Linked DNA regions of Mus musculus: region 1 is linked to region 2. A link is a loop called in an ENCODE intact Hi-C map of the cell type or tissue named here. Cell type or tissue: heart. All regions are shown on one strand.

Region 1 (8,000 bases), 48 kb before region 2:
ACTTCTGCCTCTTCTCTCTCTCCTGACCTTGACTTTTCCCGAGTCTAACAACATTATCTGCTTATGTTTTTAATAAAGTCTTTATTCTTGCATTCGAACAGAAGTTCAGATAACCTCTGCAGGGGTTGGAAGGGATGTTTTAACAAGGTCCAGTGATGACAGTTTGTTGGCAAATCCCACTATGAAGTACTAGTGCCTCGTTGGGCAACAAGACACGAACATTTATTATGTGTTTCAATATTTGGTTTTGCTAAAAGAAAACCTAGCAAGTTGTAAATGACTTCACCCTTTACTTTTATAGGGCTTCAGGGTACGAGGACCTTTTAGAGAGGGCCATGTAAAATGTGTCACAAATGCCTGGAGAATCGTCACCTCAACAGCAGCTTATAAGCCCCAAGAAAATGGGGTGTTCTCCCCTTTCCAATATTGACGGTTCCCTAAGCCCTCCTTCCCCAACAATCAGTATAATTAACGAGACATTTCCTCTCTTCAGTATAAATGTATATAGTTTTCTAATGGGATGGAGAGGGGAATATTACACTGGTGGCTTTGGCTTTTTTGTTGTTGTTGTTGATGATGATGACTACCACAGATAAACCATAATATTCTGCAGAAATATGAATCTGTCCCACAAACAAAATTCCAAAGGCATCTTTGTGTCCTTTCTCCTTGTACTGGTGCCATTAACTTTTGGCTCATTAGTCATGATGCTCCTGATCTAACTAGCTGCCACCTATCTGCAGCAAGACCATGCACAGGCAGCCAAGCCCACTTCACACCTGCTCCAACACCAGGCGGGTTTTACATAATGATTCAAATCACTCCCCCCTCCCTCCTTGGGCTGTTTTATTTATACTCCTGTAAGGGGGCACGGAGAAAACATCGACGGGGCCACTGGTTCTCTCCTGATGAGGGATCAGAGCTATCACTGGGAGAATCTCTGAAATCATTGAGGAGAAATCCTCCACATGTGCACAGCTCCTCTCCAGTTGTTTCATGTCTCGCCACAAAGAATATATTACCACCCATCTTCTTTATTAATACATTCGTGATAAATCTTTTAGGAAAGAAAAATGGGAGGAAGAAAAGGGAAACACGCCTCTTTAGCTCGCGAGCCTGAAAAAACAAAACAAAACGGCACAGTCAGGTGGCATGTAAGGATGCCTAGGCTCTTCCAGCCTAGCGTCATGTCAAGACTTGTAATCTAGTGTTGAGCCTTACTCCAGAGAGGATTAAGCTCTGTTACTTTCCAGTCACCCCTCCCATGATACAGCACCTCCACACAGACATACAGAAGGTGGATCATTAAAATTCAAGCTGCAGCCCTCCCCAACATTGTCCCAGCTCAGAATATTTACCTAGACCATTTAAAGCATTCAACCCCACCAGCAGTTTCCCTGGAGATGTCTCCAGGTTTCCAAGACTCCATTACATAATATCTTTTACAAAGTCTATTCCCAGCTCGAGTGGAAGATGGATTCTCGTCCAGTTTGCGGAAATTCCACGCGTTCGCTTCCCTTTCCTGGGGTTCGATCCGGCCAGTGCCCAGCCTAGGCTGCAGCAACAGCTCCGGCTAGGATCCCCGCCACTCTCTGAACTCAAAACTACCACCCGGAGGTGCAGCCGTCCCGCCCCCGGTGCTCCAAAGCTAGCCCTCGTGGCCCGGTGCCGGCGGGGGCTCGCGTCGCTACGACTGTCTCAGATCCCCGGCCGCAGCGCGCTCGCGGGGCCGGGCCCCGAGCCCGGATGATCGGCAGCAGGGCCGACTCGGTGCCGGGCTGCGGAGGAAGGAGAGGGGGAGGAGGAGGAGGCGTGGAGGGAGGAAGGGCCGGGGCAGCCCCGGAGGGAGGCGAGGGGGAGGGGAGGGGGCCGGCCGGCCCGAGGGTGGGGGGGCAGCCAATGAGCAGCGCGCGGCGCGGGGAGGGCGGGGGGGGGAATGAGGTAGGATGGGGGAGGGCGCAGCCGGAGCGGCGGAGGCTCCAGCCATAAACAAGCGCCCGGAGGAGCGGCGCGGGAGAGAGCCGAGCCGGGCACAAGGAACGGACGCCACGGACCTTCTGCTGAGCCACCGCGCCCACTCGGCGGCTCGGGAGGCGGGGACCGGCCCGGAGGCTGCGCTGCCGTCGTCTTTCCCCGGCAATCAGGAGCAGCGCGGAGGACCAGAAGGAGCCACCAGCCCTTCTTCGGAGCGGTGCGCAGCCACCGCCGCCGCCAGAAGTTTGGGTTGAACCGGAGCTGCCGAGAGGAAACTTTTTTTCCTCTTTTCCCCCTCCCGCCCGGGAGGAGAAGGAGGAGGAGGGGAAGCCACCCGCCACCGCTGCCGCTGGCGCCAACGCTCGTGGGCTCCGGGTCGGCGCGGCCCGCAGGGGCGGCGGGGGCCTCGCCCCGCGAGGGGAGGAGCGCCCCGGGGGCCCCTAGTGGGGCACGAGGACCGCGGGCTGCGGGTGCGGCGGCGGCGCGTGTGCCCCGCGCAGGGGAGGGCGCCCGCCCCGCTCCCGGCCCGACTGCGAGGAGGAGGCGGCGGCGCAGGAGGATGTACTTGGTGGCGGGGGGCAGGGGGCTGGCCGGCTGCGGGCACCTCTCGGTCTCGCTGCTGGGGCTGCTGCTGCTGCTGGCGCGCTCAGGCACCCGGGCGCTGGTCTGCCTGCCCTGTGACGAGTCCAAGTGCGAGGAGCCTCGGAGCTGCCCAGGAAGCATCGTGCAGGGCGTCTGCGGCTGCTGCTACATGTGCGCCCGCCAGAGGAACGAGAGCTGCGGTGGAGCCTATGGGCTCCATGGAGCCTGCGACCGGGGGCTGCGCTGTGTCATCCGCCCCCCGCTCAATGGCGACTCCATCACCGAGTACGAAGTGGGCGTCTGCGAAGGTACGGCTGCCCTGCTGCGCGCCCCCTCCCACCTGGCGGGCGCGGAACAAAGTTTGCTTGAGACTTTTCCCAGAGGAGAGAGGGTTCCCGGGGAGGAGGGACGGTCGCTGTCCCCTGGAGGGTGCCCTAGATGCCTGCCCAGGGGCGGGCGAGGTTGGGTTGCGTGGGTGAGCTCCGAACACGCATAGACACACACAGGTGCGGTGATTAGGGCTTACACTGGGTGGCCTTTCTCGCCCCAGGCAGGGGTGCCCTGTGCGGGGGCACACTGCGGAGTCTGGCACGCACAAGTCCCTCGGGGAGTCCGCCCCTGCTGCCCTGCCCGCATAGCGCAGTGTGGCACCGAGGGCGTACGCAGTCCGCGCAGCCGGCTTCTGATAGCGGAGTAGACCTGTGCTCCAGCCTGCACTCCCTATGTGACTCTTACTATTTTTTCTTTGCGCTCTTCCTTCACCTCCTTCTTCCTCCTTCGCGTAATAAATCAGTTTCAGCTCCGGAGTATGTCAGTCCAGGCGAAGTTGCACATGGCGATTACTCATTTATTTGCCTATTGGAAACGGTCAAAGGCTTACTCTTCTGGATGGCTGAAGGGGGTGGGTGGGGGCTGCACCTGGATTAAAAAGTTATGGTTCACTACAAGAGGTTTCCTTTCAAGAGCCAACCTCTGCGTGTTTCTAGAGCTGGTGCTGTTGTCTTTTTGTTTGTTTGACAGCAGATTCTGCTCTGCTCGCTTCACCGTGGCGCATCATGCACCGCTGTGTGTAGATGTACTGAGGGCGGGGGCGTTGATAGTGGCGCCTCCCTGTTTCGGAAGCACTGTTGGACCCGGTGGGCCTCCATCAGCACATGGCTCTACTTCTGCCTCAAGGTGCCCGATTAGGTCTGAGGTCTAGAGAGAAATAGTGAGTTCTTTTATTTTGACAATGGACTGGATTGTCTGTTAAAAGTGGGGTCCTTGTCTTCCTAGAGATCAAACATTTGGGCTCCTCGATGCTGTTCCCGGTATCTTGCCAGGGATTAGGGCTCACTTGTAAGAAAAGACAACTGCTCTCTGCCTTTACTGCTGTTAACCAGCCCCTGGGACAGGACACTGGTGTATCCTGAAGTATCCTCGTGTGTGTGTGTGTGTGTGTGTGTGTGTGTGTGTGTGTGTGTGTGTGTGATGTGTGTCGAACTGAGATGCTGGAAAGGACAAAGGTGGCTGTATTAAATGGCTTCAGTACTGTGGTAACTCTTTAAACACACATGCATTTATTTTTGCGTGTGGTTTTAAGGTTTTGGACAGTTGTGGAATAATCGGGGAAGCCTTCCTGGTTTGGAAGCTAGTGGGCAGTAATGAGTGTGCAGGGGGGATGGCGGCACTGGGGGGACAGGGGGGTGGGGTGGGGGTGGGGTGAGGATATGCTCCTTTAGCATAGAGCCTGCAGGACCTAATTTTCCTGACACAGAAAAAAGGCCCTCCTGGTCTCCTTTGACAACAACGTGGGTTTTTTTCTCAGCTCAGGGAAAATGATCATCAGACAGACTGATAGACTTTCACATGCTTTGACTTAAGGCATTCTGAATAACTTAGGCTGAAAGATGCTTCTCTGTAACCTGCCATGTGGAGCGCCTAACTTGCCTCAGACTCCTATAGATTCGTAAAGAACTGGGAGGGACATGGTTAAATGCAGTAGAAACTGCGGGGCAGTGAGAAGGGCTTTGGGAGGCTCAGGAGAGGGTGACCCTTGTTTGTTTTTTCATGTGTTCCTGGTGAAGGGAATGCTTGGGGGAACATTTACAGTAATCAAGTGTTTTGGCAGCAACGCCCCATGTCACAGTACAGCATGATTTTGGCACTTTGTTAGGGAGCCTGTCATTCCTCTGAAATGATGCATCCCTCATGCCTGCCTTTCTCCTGGTAACACCAGGTGCACAAAGTGTTGGCCTTGAAAATGCTTGGAAGTGTTTCTTGACATGAGTGTATTTCAATTAGTGCTTTCTGGAAACACATTTCAGTTAGCAGGCCTGTTTTCAGCTGAATGCTATGGGCACATCCCGCTCCCCCCTCCCTCCTTCCCTCCCTTCTCCTCTCCCTCCCTCCTCCCCTCCGTCCTTCCTCCTTCCTTCCTTCCTTAATTCCTTCCTTGACTCTTTCCCTTCCTCTCTTCCTTCTTCCTTCCTTCACCAAAAGCAGCAGTAAAAATCTTAAAGCCACGAGACTAAGAAAAAAAGGACAACAATTTTTGGCATGATGTAATGCTTACATTTGGAGAGGTCTTTCTTCAGCGGTCTAAAATGTCAGATATCTTCACGTTACTGTAAAATGCATGGACCACGTAAGTTAGCTGACAACCCTTTGCAGCACTAGAGGAATCTTCAAGAGTCACCGATTTCTAGAAGGTACCCCCCCAGATTTTCTTTCTTTCTTTTTTTTTTTTCTGTAACTTTGCATAAAATTTCTCAATGGCCAGTGCTTCCCTCAGTTTCCATTTTTATTCAGAAATTCGTGTGTATTGTTATCATAACACATGAATAGGGATGGATATATTTTATTCATGTAGAAAGTCTCTTGCGCTGCATTTTTTGCGCTGAAATGACCCCTACTGGTTGTATCTGTTAATGAAAACTCTTTTGAAAGCTTATTTAGTTTGCTACCCTGAGAAAACATAGTATCATGGTATAAAATAGGACTAATCCGCCTGCTTTTGAAGATGCGACTTAAGTGCAGATTTATATTACTGTTTGCCAACTTGCAGACAGGTTTGTTATTTCCATACTGACTGTCTTGGGGCAAGGGGGTGGTGGTGTTTTAAACACAGTTCACAGAATGAGTTGGATCAGAATGGAGCCCAAATTTAGTCTTTTTGTTTCAGGTTTTTATGGCACAGTGATCCCTAAAAATAGATCAACAATCCTAACCCACAAGAAGAACCCTGAAGGAAAAAAATTAATTTCTAAACAACTGGAATTGTGAATCAAGTGGCGTGCTCACTAGGGTGTCTCCCCTGTATTGAGGCCGTTAGTGACTATGCATACTTGAAGGATGGAGAATGGAGCCAGTTCACCAGCTCTCTGTCGTTTCTCAGTCTTGAACAGTGCCTCCTGGCCCTTTGGAGGCAGCAGTGCCCTTTCCTGCTTCCCTGCATCTTGTGAACCTTCCTGTTGGCCTTTGCAGAATCTTAGCCGGACTGCTTTTTCTGTCTCCAGGGAAATCGCCTACAATTCCAAAAAATTACAAGTTTGGCCTTCTACTCGGAAGAAGTCTGTATGGGAGATCTCTTTAAGGGATCTGAGCTTTAAAAACTAATGAAGTGAGATTGTGGAGAAAGAATATGTTGATTGGGCAGTAAGGACTACATTTGGAAAGAGGCCTTAGGCTTCATGCTTTCCTTAGGATGGGCAGGGGGAAGAGCACCAGTAGCTGTTTGTCTTAGGGTGATAAAGTTGCTAGCTTGAGTCTGCCGTTGTTGGGACAGTGCTTAAGAATGGAGAGGACACTGTTGAGCTTTGTCCTGAGGACAGTGCGACATTAGAGTCAGGTGTCCGTGACAGCAGATGTGCACCAAGACTTCAAAACTACTGCCACAACTCGGTTTTCCCCATTGCTTTAGCTTCCCTTCCGTGGCGGTTTACAGGACAGCACAGAGAACTTAAGATTGTGTGGTGAGAACTTAGAGCAGAGAGAAAGGTTCGGTGTTCTAAACTGCCCCCGGGAAGTTACAGTTTCGTTATTTGTCTTCTGGGATAGTCAATAGCAGAAGGTGCCCGCTTGGGGAGAGTGGGAGGTGGGAGGTGAGCCCAGGGAGCAGACACCCAGGACCAGGTAGACATATCAAAACATCCAGCAGGGTACACACTGCATGAACGCTGTCCTCTTTGTTCAGTGGGAGGACCCGAAGTTTAAAGTCTATGGATTTTTACAAATTAAATAAAGGAGAGGTGGGGAAAGACTAATACTTTTGTACTGAAGTTAGGGCAACATCTCAAACCCAGGCTTCCAGACTATGTTTTTGAGTCATGAATGGAGTTCATTTTCACTTTCAGAAGTCTTTAGGTAAGGTCCACGCTTTGATACCAGAGAGAGAGGCGAGCAGAGGGCGTCTAAAAGATGTTAGCAGAGTATGGGAAGAGAAACTTAATTCAAGTAAACAAGGAAGTAATTAATTCCTCCTCAGAGTAAATATTGACAAAACACACAGGACCGACTATTCACTGCACATACACAAATGACAGGGCAAAATGACCTTCATTTGCGCTGTCAGGCTTATAGAATTCTCGCTGCTGTTAAGGAGTCTTGTCACATAAAACACTTGGCAAAGGACAGATGAGCTGCGGACTGTAGGGGAGAAAGGCAAGAACACCAGGCACCAGGACATGCGCTGCTGGTAACATGTGGGTAGAGACTAGGAAACTTTGTAAGCAGTGTGTTGGGGATACAATTAAGTAAGCAGAAGTCCCATTCATTTATAAAACATTTTTAGTGTTTGTGTGGGCAAGCTTGTGTGTGTGTGTGTGTGTGTGTGTGTGTGTGTGTGTGTGTGTGAGTTAGAGAGCGTGTTTGCGTATGTATGAGAATGTGTGAGGAAGTGTGTATGAGAATGAGTGTGTATGAATATGAATGAGTCATGTGTGTGTATGTGAGTTACTGTGTATGAGAGTATACATGTGAAAGTGTGTGAGTGTGTGTGTGTGAGTATGTGAGATAATATTGGTGTGTGTGTGAATGCCAGTGTGTGTGTGTGAGAGTATGTGCCTATATGAATGTGAAAGTGTGTGTGTATGTGAGTGTGTATGAGACATGTCTGTGTGTGTGAATGTGAGAGTGTGTGTATGTGAGCAAGTGTGTGTGCACGTATGAGTGTGAAAGTGTGTGAGAAATAGTGTTTGTGTGTGTGAATGTAAGATTGTCTGTATGCATGCCTTTGTGAGAGCCTCTGTGTGTGTGTGTGTGTGTGTGTGTGTGAGAGAGAGAGAGAGAGAGAGAAAGAGAGAGAGAGAGAAAGAGAATACGTGTGTGAGTGTGCATGTGTGTGCAATGTGCCAGTGTTTGTGCTTGTGGATGTCGGAGGGCATTTGGAAGTTGGTTTTCTTCTTCCACCCTATGGGTACTGAGGACTGAACTCAGGGTGGCAGGGTGGCAGGCTTGACAGTAAG
Region 2 (8,000 bases):
CCTTCTGTCAAAAGCTGATGGTTTCAAGTGTCCGTATGGCCTGTCAGGGTAGGGAAGGATTTTTTGGTAGACTTATTTTATGCTTTTCCAGGCTTGCAGTATTGCATGTTTATTAGTATCTTGGTTAAGAGGTCATCTGGGAGGAACAGTTCCTTAAATATAGGTTTTCTTTCTCCTTCTCCTCTCCTCTCCCCTCCCTCCTTCTTTCCTTCCCTCCTTCCTTTTGTTCCTACTTTTTTTTTTTTGGAATGAAAATGGAAAGATCTTTGTGAATGAAAGGGACAAAGTTGAATGCATACAACTCCACACAGATGTGCCCCCCTCAGCTCCCAGTAAGAAGCTAGTTTCTCCCACTTGCAGCTGAAAGTCACCAGGATCAACCTTCTGTGGAGCGTGAGGGTGACTTCGTTCGTCCTTTTCCAGGATTGATCATCCCATCGTGTTCTTTCCAGGCTTGTGTTCGCCTCAGAACCCCAGCCTCACGTTTCGCTTTTTTTTAATACACTTTCTTACCATCTAGGAAGATGTTCACCCAGGCAGTGACATACTCAGGACAGCCAGATGCAAATGGAATGGCGCTGAGCGTGGGAGCTGAGGGAGATAGACATTCATGAGCAACAAAAATCAATTGGACGGAGTTTTAATTAGTTGCAAAGCCCTTCTGTGACTCATAGACAGGCTGTTTACCTCTAGATCTGATGTCTCTGTTCCTTGTGAAATGTGCGACTTTCTCAAGAAAGTCATTTCAGGGTTCATTAACATTCAACCTTTGGTTTAAAAAAGTTTAGAAATGTCCTACTCATAAAATTTGACACATCCCCTAGTACTTATTGACTGCTGCCACGCATAGGGTAGTAGCCTGGGCACTCAGATAATCTCTTTGGGTATGGGGTTCCTCTTGTAATGGTGTATGGGCGCTAAGACAAGAAGAGCAGCCCACATAAGCTGCTCCTGCTGCTGGAGTCCTGGGCATTGTCTTTTCTATGGCACCTTCCTGCTTTTGATTTGTGACCCCTGTTGCTCAGTGTTTTTTGCATCAGGAGGAAGTGATGCAGTAAGTGGTGACTGCAGAGCTGGGGAGGGAAGAGATTAACACAAGATGAATTAATGTGTGTGTGGTTTTCAGGGGCTGGACTGTTCCTCTGAATCAAGGATGTATTCTTTGTTTCTGGCTGACGACTTCCTAGTTTTCCAGCGGGTAGGGGAACCTTTTATTCTTTTCTCTGTCGCTGGAAGTCTTTTTTTTTTTTAATTTTTTTAATTTCCCGAAAAGCAAGTACAGTGTTTTCTGCTTATCAGCGGCCTTTCTTTTCCTGTTCCAATAACAAGAGAACAATAGAGGAATTTAATAATGTTTAAAGATTGATACCACTTTCGCCCAATGTATCCATATATTTGTCTGCAGATAAAAATTGAGGTTTTATGAAACAGAGGAAAGCATTTTGCTGGTAATATGAACCAAGAGCGTCATCTATGTCTCTCCATCCCCCCCTTTCCTTTCCCTTTCATCTAGTTCAGAGAATGAAATGGGTTTTATTTTTCTCTTTAAAAAAAAAATGTGTTCAGGATATCTGCTGTTAAAAGAACAGAAATTAATAAGATTGGTAAGTACACTGGTTGAGCTCTGCCAGAAGGGTCTGTAGTGGCATCTAGAAGACCTCCTAGTTTCATTTAATGTATTTATATTATATTATATTCTATTATATTATATTATATTATATGAGAGATTCTTATTTACTGTTCATAGACTTTTTAAAATACCAGCAATGTGTGTCTTTTCAACAGTGGATGAAAAGGCCACGAATGAGAGTTTTGGTGCAGTTTGTAGTGTGTGTGGCCTTTCAGATGATTCCTGCAAATTGTGTGTGTGTGTGTGTGTGTGTGTGTGTGTGTGTGTGTGTGTGTGTGTGTGTATGTGTGTGTGTGTATGTGTGTGTGTGTGTGTGTGTGTGTGTATGTGTGTGTGTGTCTGTGTGTGTGTGTGTATGTGTGTGTGTGTGTGTGTATGTGTGTGTGTGTGTGTGTATGTGTGTGTGTGTGTGTGTGTGTGTGTGTGTGTGTGTGTATGTGTGTGTATGTGTGTGTGTGTGTATGTGTGTGTGTGTGTGTGTGTGTTGACCTGTCTCTTTTTGGTCATTCTAGGAGCTTTGACCTCAAGGGACCTTACACCATTCTCTGGTGTGTGAAACGGAAACTTAGGTTCTCGGTTGTGTCTGATCCCAGGGCTTGGTAAGCAGTCAGGGTTTTAACCGGCCTAACTACTTCCCACATGACATTTACAGCAATATTTCTCTCTGCTTTACCGAAGAGAAAGTAAGATTTACACTTTCTTAGTACCTGTTGGCCCTCTGCTCGCTAATCAGACTGGAATCTTCTAAATGCTTTCCTGTTGAGAGCCAGCTTGTCTCTGTCCATCAGGAATGTTGCAAATGGAATTAGGCTGTGGTCTTGTTATATATCTTAGCATGATGTGTGACTCAAAAATGTTATCTGCATGTTCCTTTATGCCTCTCTGACTGGACCCATGTCTGCTAAATGCCTCTGGGAAGTTTTTTGTTTTTGTTTTTGTTTTGTTTTGTTTTTCTACATCAAGGATTAACATGTGTAATCATATGTGTATATATGACTAATAGGTAATACTTGGCAATCAGCGTGTCTGTCTCATTAGTTCTGCTGTGTGTGTGTGTGCACATCCACATATGTGCTGTTAAATATAACAAAGCTGGTAATGGTGTTACAGTCCCTGGTTACAAGTTTCCTGAAAGCTTTGCTCCTCTTTGATGGCCGTGGATTCCCTGGCTATACAGACATTCCAGCCATTCTTTCTAAGAGCCGGTGTGATTTTTATACGCTTTGTAAACATCTGTGGGAGAAAAGAACAAGCTATAACTCTTCAAATAAATATTATTCAACCTCCTTCCACTTTCATTTCCCTTATCACTGGGACAACCACACCCAAGTTTGCTATTAAACTATGTTGTCTATCAGCTTCCCACATGCCAACAAAGCAAAGGAAACACAACAGATAAAGTTGAATACTGTCTTCCTTCTGTTGACATTTCTACAGCAACAAGTCAGAAAGTTTGTCTCCTCTGAATAGGCAAGAGGTGTCATGGGTCAGGATCAGATGGCATACCCACTGGTAACCATGAGGACTCTCAGCAGAGTTATGTAGAACATTCTGGAATTCTGATGAATGGAAGAAGAGTGACTATTAACTTACAAACTGCTTGCTTCATTTTTCTATCTATGGAGAGGAAAAAATGGAGGCACAGGTAAAGCTGTCGTGGGATGTCAGGTCTCCAACTGTCAGAGTCAAGGCCATTTCAGCTCTCCCTGTGTCAGCGGTTCTCAGCCCTCTGGGTCACAACCCTTTTGTGTGTGTGTGGGGGGGGGGGGCGTCTAATGACTTTCAAAGGAATCTACTAAGACCATCATCAGAAAATAGATCTCTATATTACAATTCTTAGCAGTAGCAAGATTAGTTACAAAGTAGTAATGAGACTATGGCTGGAGTCCCCTGTGGTCTTACAGTCCCTGGTTACAAGTTTCCTGAAGGCCTTGCTCCTCTTTGATGGCTATGGATGCCCTTCTAACCTCTGGCCATAAAGACTATGGTTGGGAGTCACCGCAGCATGAGGAACTGTGTTAAAGGACCCTAGCTTAGGGAAGTTGAGGACCACTGCTCTAAGTGAAACTTTGTCTTGGAGAAGCTCCTGTATTTGGCCATTCTTGTGGTGGGAGGATTTTGCTGAATTTTATGGCACTGAAGTCTTCACTGCATGTTAGAGCTGTATACAAAATCCCGAGGGGACTTCGATGCTTCATGCTTTTTACTGTCAGTTCTCCAGTAACAAGCCCAGCAAGATTTCTTTTATTATTATTTTTTTTTGGCCACTCCTCTCCTCCAAAGTTCCTTCTGTTTCAGATTTGTTTCCGAAAAATCCATTACAACTCATAGCAGCAAATGGCGTGACTCGCTCCCTCCATGACCATTTGTTTATGATCATGGCTGATTTGCTACAAAGAGCAAGACAGTGGATACAGCGTGTGTTATTTACTATCATCTGATGCATGATAAAAATAAAAAAAAAGTGAGAGAATGTTCCCAAAGTGTTAGAAATCACAATGCGTAGACACACTGCAGCATAAGGAGGCAGTAAATGTGAATTGGGCACAAGAATGACTTCCTTCGCCCACTGGCACTTTAAAGGGACTTGGACTATCAGTTAAGAAAAAAAGCACTAGGATTTTAAATAAGCTGAGCTTGGAAGTAATGTTCGGATTTTCCGTATATGCTGCTGAATAAACTCTAGTGTGTTAAATGTCAGTTAAATGTGTGTCGCCAGCATACCTAATAAAAAGAGAGGATGACCAAAAAAAAAAAAAAAAATCTACCCAAGGCTTTAAGATCCCGGGGCCCTTTAATGTGCTTTTGACCTTCAGTTAACGGACATAGTCCCAGAGCAGAGGAAATGCCTTAAATTCTAGCATCTGCGTTTGTTTCTGTATCCTTTTGGCACCATTACAACAGCAGGGCTTTTCTTTCCTTTTCATTTTTTTTTCCACACAGTACAGTCAACACAGGTTTTTCAAACAAGTTGGAAAGGACAGGGCAGTCACGGGGCCAAAAGCAACGTCCCTGCCCAGTGCTGGGTGGCAGGGCCTGATTGAATGGCTTTGCTGTTTCAAGGAAGTCTAGAACCGAAAAACCAACCAACAGGAGCCCACACAAACCCAAACTTCAGACAAAATTAGATACCTAGGTGTGTGTGTCTAAATACACCTACGTGGAGCCAGTGCGGGATAGGGTGAATGCTGTCTTATGTTTGGACCTGTTGAATCTTTGTCAGGTGTGACCGGGTTATTCCATTTCATGTGGTTTTTGGATACTCCCTTGGATTTCCAGCTGTTTGAAGATTATTTCTTCAAGGGCTCTTTTTTTTTTTCTGTAGTTGAGAAAATAAGTTGGTTTCCATTGAAGTCCTTGTAAAGTGTGTGTATTCAGACAGGCAGTGTTTCCTTTCAGCTCCCTTAGAATTTCAGCCAGTCTGTCCTTTATCCTTAGTAAAAGGTCACTTAAGCCTTTGAGATAGACCAGTGAGACCCGATTCTCTTTCCATTAGTAAAAAATTCAAAACAAATAATTGGAAGTATGTGTGCATTATCCTGAATTCCCAGCTTCGCACCTTGGGGATTTGTGTGTGTGTGTGATGTTTTCTTCGACGTTGAATAGCGTAACACGGCATCTCTGACCTAGATGGCTTTTGTGGGACCTTCCTTTGGTAGAGCATTTTCATGCTTTCCATGTCCGTAGTGTTTCATTGGTTTGTGATGTGCTGACATAGAGGACTTAGGGGAAGTAACGTGTGCATGGATGCTTACGAGCAAGATTCTGAAAAGTAGCCCTTGAAAGTTGTTTTCCAAAGGTAACTGACTCAGAAAAGCTTTTGTCTGAAGTCATAGTCCCCAGTGTGTTCATTTTTTCATTCATCTGCTCTTCATTCATTCATTCATTCATTCATTCCCCAGTGTGTTCATTCACTCACTCACTCACTCACTCACTCACTCACTCACTCACTGATACCTGTTGCAGACTTGCTGTGTGCCACACAGCTCAAGATGAACAAGGTGGGCAAGGCAGTGTCCCTCCCAGTCCTGTGGTTGCATGGAGCATGAGCAGAATCATAGAGTGGGAGCTGATTCCCAGGGTTCTGAGACGGAGACAGGATACTCAGAGAAAGCTGTATCTGCAGAGATGGCTTTGTGAGTTGGACTAAAGGGAGAAAGGTGTTACCTGGCCCACGAGCCTAGAGGAGGGGATGGAGAGAGACAGCTCTGCCATGAGGAATACTTCTGCTCTTGTCAGAGGTCCTCCAGGCACCCACATTGAGTAGCTCACAACTACCTGACTCCAGATCCAAGGGTCTCAGATACCTGTGCACATGCCCACACATATACATATACATATACATATACATATACATATACATATACATATACATATACATCATATAAATCTACATAAACATATACATATCCTCAAACGTAAATCTTATAAAACAAAACATACAAACGAAAATCTGTGCCAGGCGCAGTGGTGCACATCTTTAATTCCAGAGCTTGGAAGGCCAGTGGATTTCTATGAGTTTGAGGCTAGCCTGGTTCAAATCGCAAGATTCAGGCCAACTAAGACTGTAATAGCGAGATCCTTTCTCAATAAAGCAAAACAAAGCCAAAGTTAAAAATTAATCATAGCAGCAATTATACTAAACAATAAATAAATAACAAGCCCGGAGAGACACCTGTAAGTGATCTTACTGTGGGAGAAAATCGCCTAACATGGGAGTCACAAGAATTGGGTGGCAGGAGAGGTTAGGAAAGAACTCCGTCACACAGACTGTAAAGTAATAACTTTTGATTTTTACCCACAATGCACTAGGAATCTGTAACAGTGCTTTAAGCTTCAGCTGTGATAGAAGGAAGTGCTATTTATGAAATCAACTCTGGCCACTCTGAAAAAAAGCTGATTTTCCCTGGGGGCTGCAGGATTATTGGGGGAATTCTTTTCAACACTGAAGGAGAATCCTGGTGGCCAGACCAGGGTGTTGATGGAAGAGGCAGAGAGAAGGGTGTGGATCCTTGTGTCCTGGAAATACTCTGCTGGAGTCCTGGGGGTCAGGTTAGGAGATGGATTTGGAAATGATCACCAGCTTTCTACCTTGAGTCGTGGGTACCCTTTCCCATATGAGGAGGGATGGAGGGTTAAAGTGAGCCTTTGGAATCTGCTGAACTGTATCAAGGTAGAGAAGTTTTTGCAACCCTTTCTTCCTGTGTGGATGGTGTTTGGAAGGTAAGGGAACCCAGGTACCCCCCCCCCCCCCGATCTTTGAAGAATGATTGTTATTCTTCCCTAGGGACATCAGCAAAATTCATATCCCAATTTGCTTGGCTTCTCTCTAAAATTATTCACAAAATCTTTAAGTTTTCTCCCAGGAGCATCTACTGTTTCAGGCATGATTATGTGAGTGTTGGAATCCCTGGAGAACCAGGGCCCGCTGAGGCAGATACAAGTTGATTTGTGTTGTAGCTCATGCATATTCCACACCACGCAGAGCCTCTCCATCCCGGCCCTCCAGTCCCTAGCTGAGAGTACACCCTTGAGTGTGCTGGAACTTGGTTCTGTGTTCAGGCTCCTCGACATCCCCCGTTACACTTTATTCTCCTTGCTGTCACCCTGGAAGCTGAGGCCGGTGCCTTGCAGGTAGAAAAATTACTAACAATGAGTCAGGGTTGGGGAGATCGAAACCAAGTTAGGAAAGAGAAGTCACGATGACATGAAAATCTGAATCAGACCTTAGGTTATAGCCATCACGGAGGATTAGGAGAAAGATAACGTGCAGCACAGGGAATGCAAGGTTGTCCCAATCACGAACACTAAGGACGTGCTGTACATAGATGGCAGTGAGCATTCTAAAGCTTAAAATTCATTTGCTGTCTAGAAGAAGGCAAGGTTTTGTGAGTGCTAAGCACCCTTGAGCAGAAACATTGTGGCTGGAGAGTCCCTGTTGATAGGAAATGAGGCACTAACTACCATTAGTAACTTTGTATTTGTATCCTGAAAAGAAAAGGCATAGCAGGTCTTCTCTTTCTTTCTCTTTCTCTTTCTCTTTCTCTTTCTCTTTCTCTTTCTCTTTCTCTTTCTCTTTCTCTTTCTCTTTCTCTTTCTCTTTCTCTTTCTCTCCCTCCCTCCCTCCCTCCCTCCCTCCCTCCTTCCTTCCTTCCTTCCTTCCTTCTTTCCTTCCTTCCTCTGTATTTGGGTTTACTTGTGCCTTTGTTTTATTTAAGCTCAACATTTTGGCTCTGGTAATTTTTTTTTTCATATCGCTACTGCCAGCTTTTTTTAAGATACAGAAGGAAAATAATATCTGCTGTTTGTAGTTGAAAGAAACCCTGGCATGAATTCCTCTAGAAACTTAAGAGAGAAATTATTAGCCATA

The links. Peaks named below come from ENCODE experiments on the same cell type or tissue, not always from the same donor. Only the 100,000 strongest peaks of a DNase experiment are listed, where the experiment ranks them.
Region 1: it touches region 2 in a loop (4-fold over the local background); 9 of 42 quality-filtered maps call a loop at or near these places.

The regions. Positions count from the first base shown.
Region 1 is chr17:78,198,236-78,206,235 of GRCm38, forward strand. It overlaps Crim1 (cysteine rich transmembrane BMP regulator 1 (chordin like)), which reads left to right and starts at 2,013. Exons shown (of 17, transcript NM_015800.3): 1 at 2,013-2,864. The coding sequence starts at 2,534. It overlaps Gm32282 (predicted gene, 32282), which reads right to left and starts at 1,790. Exons shown (of 2, transcript NR_168063.1): 1 at 1,359-1,790; 2 at 1,015-1,116. In heart, CTCF peaks have their summits at 745, 4,178 and 5,451 (motif pointing left); DNase peaks (open chromatin) are centred at 786, 1,826, 2,616 and 3,146; H3K4me3 peaks cover 3,585 bases; H3K27ac peaks cover 2,477 bases; H3K27me3 peaks cover 1,408 bases.
Region 2 is chr17:78,246,187-78,254,186 of GRCm38, forward strand. All of the region lies in intron 2 of Crim1 (cysteine rich transmembrane BMP regulator 1 (chordin like)), which reads left to right. Among named protein-coding and RNA genes, the nearest start is that of Gm41620, 31 kb to the right of the region's middle. In heart, no CTCF peak of the experiment used is centred here; DNase peaks (open chromatin) are centred at 1,035 and 4,615; H3K27ac peaks cover 233 bases.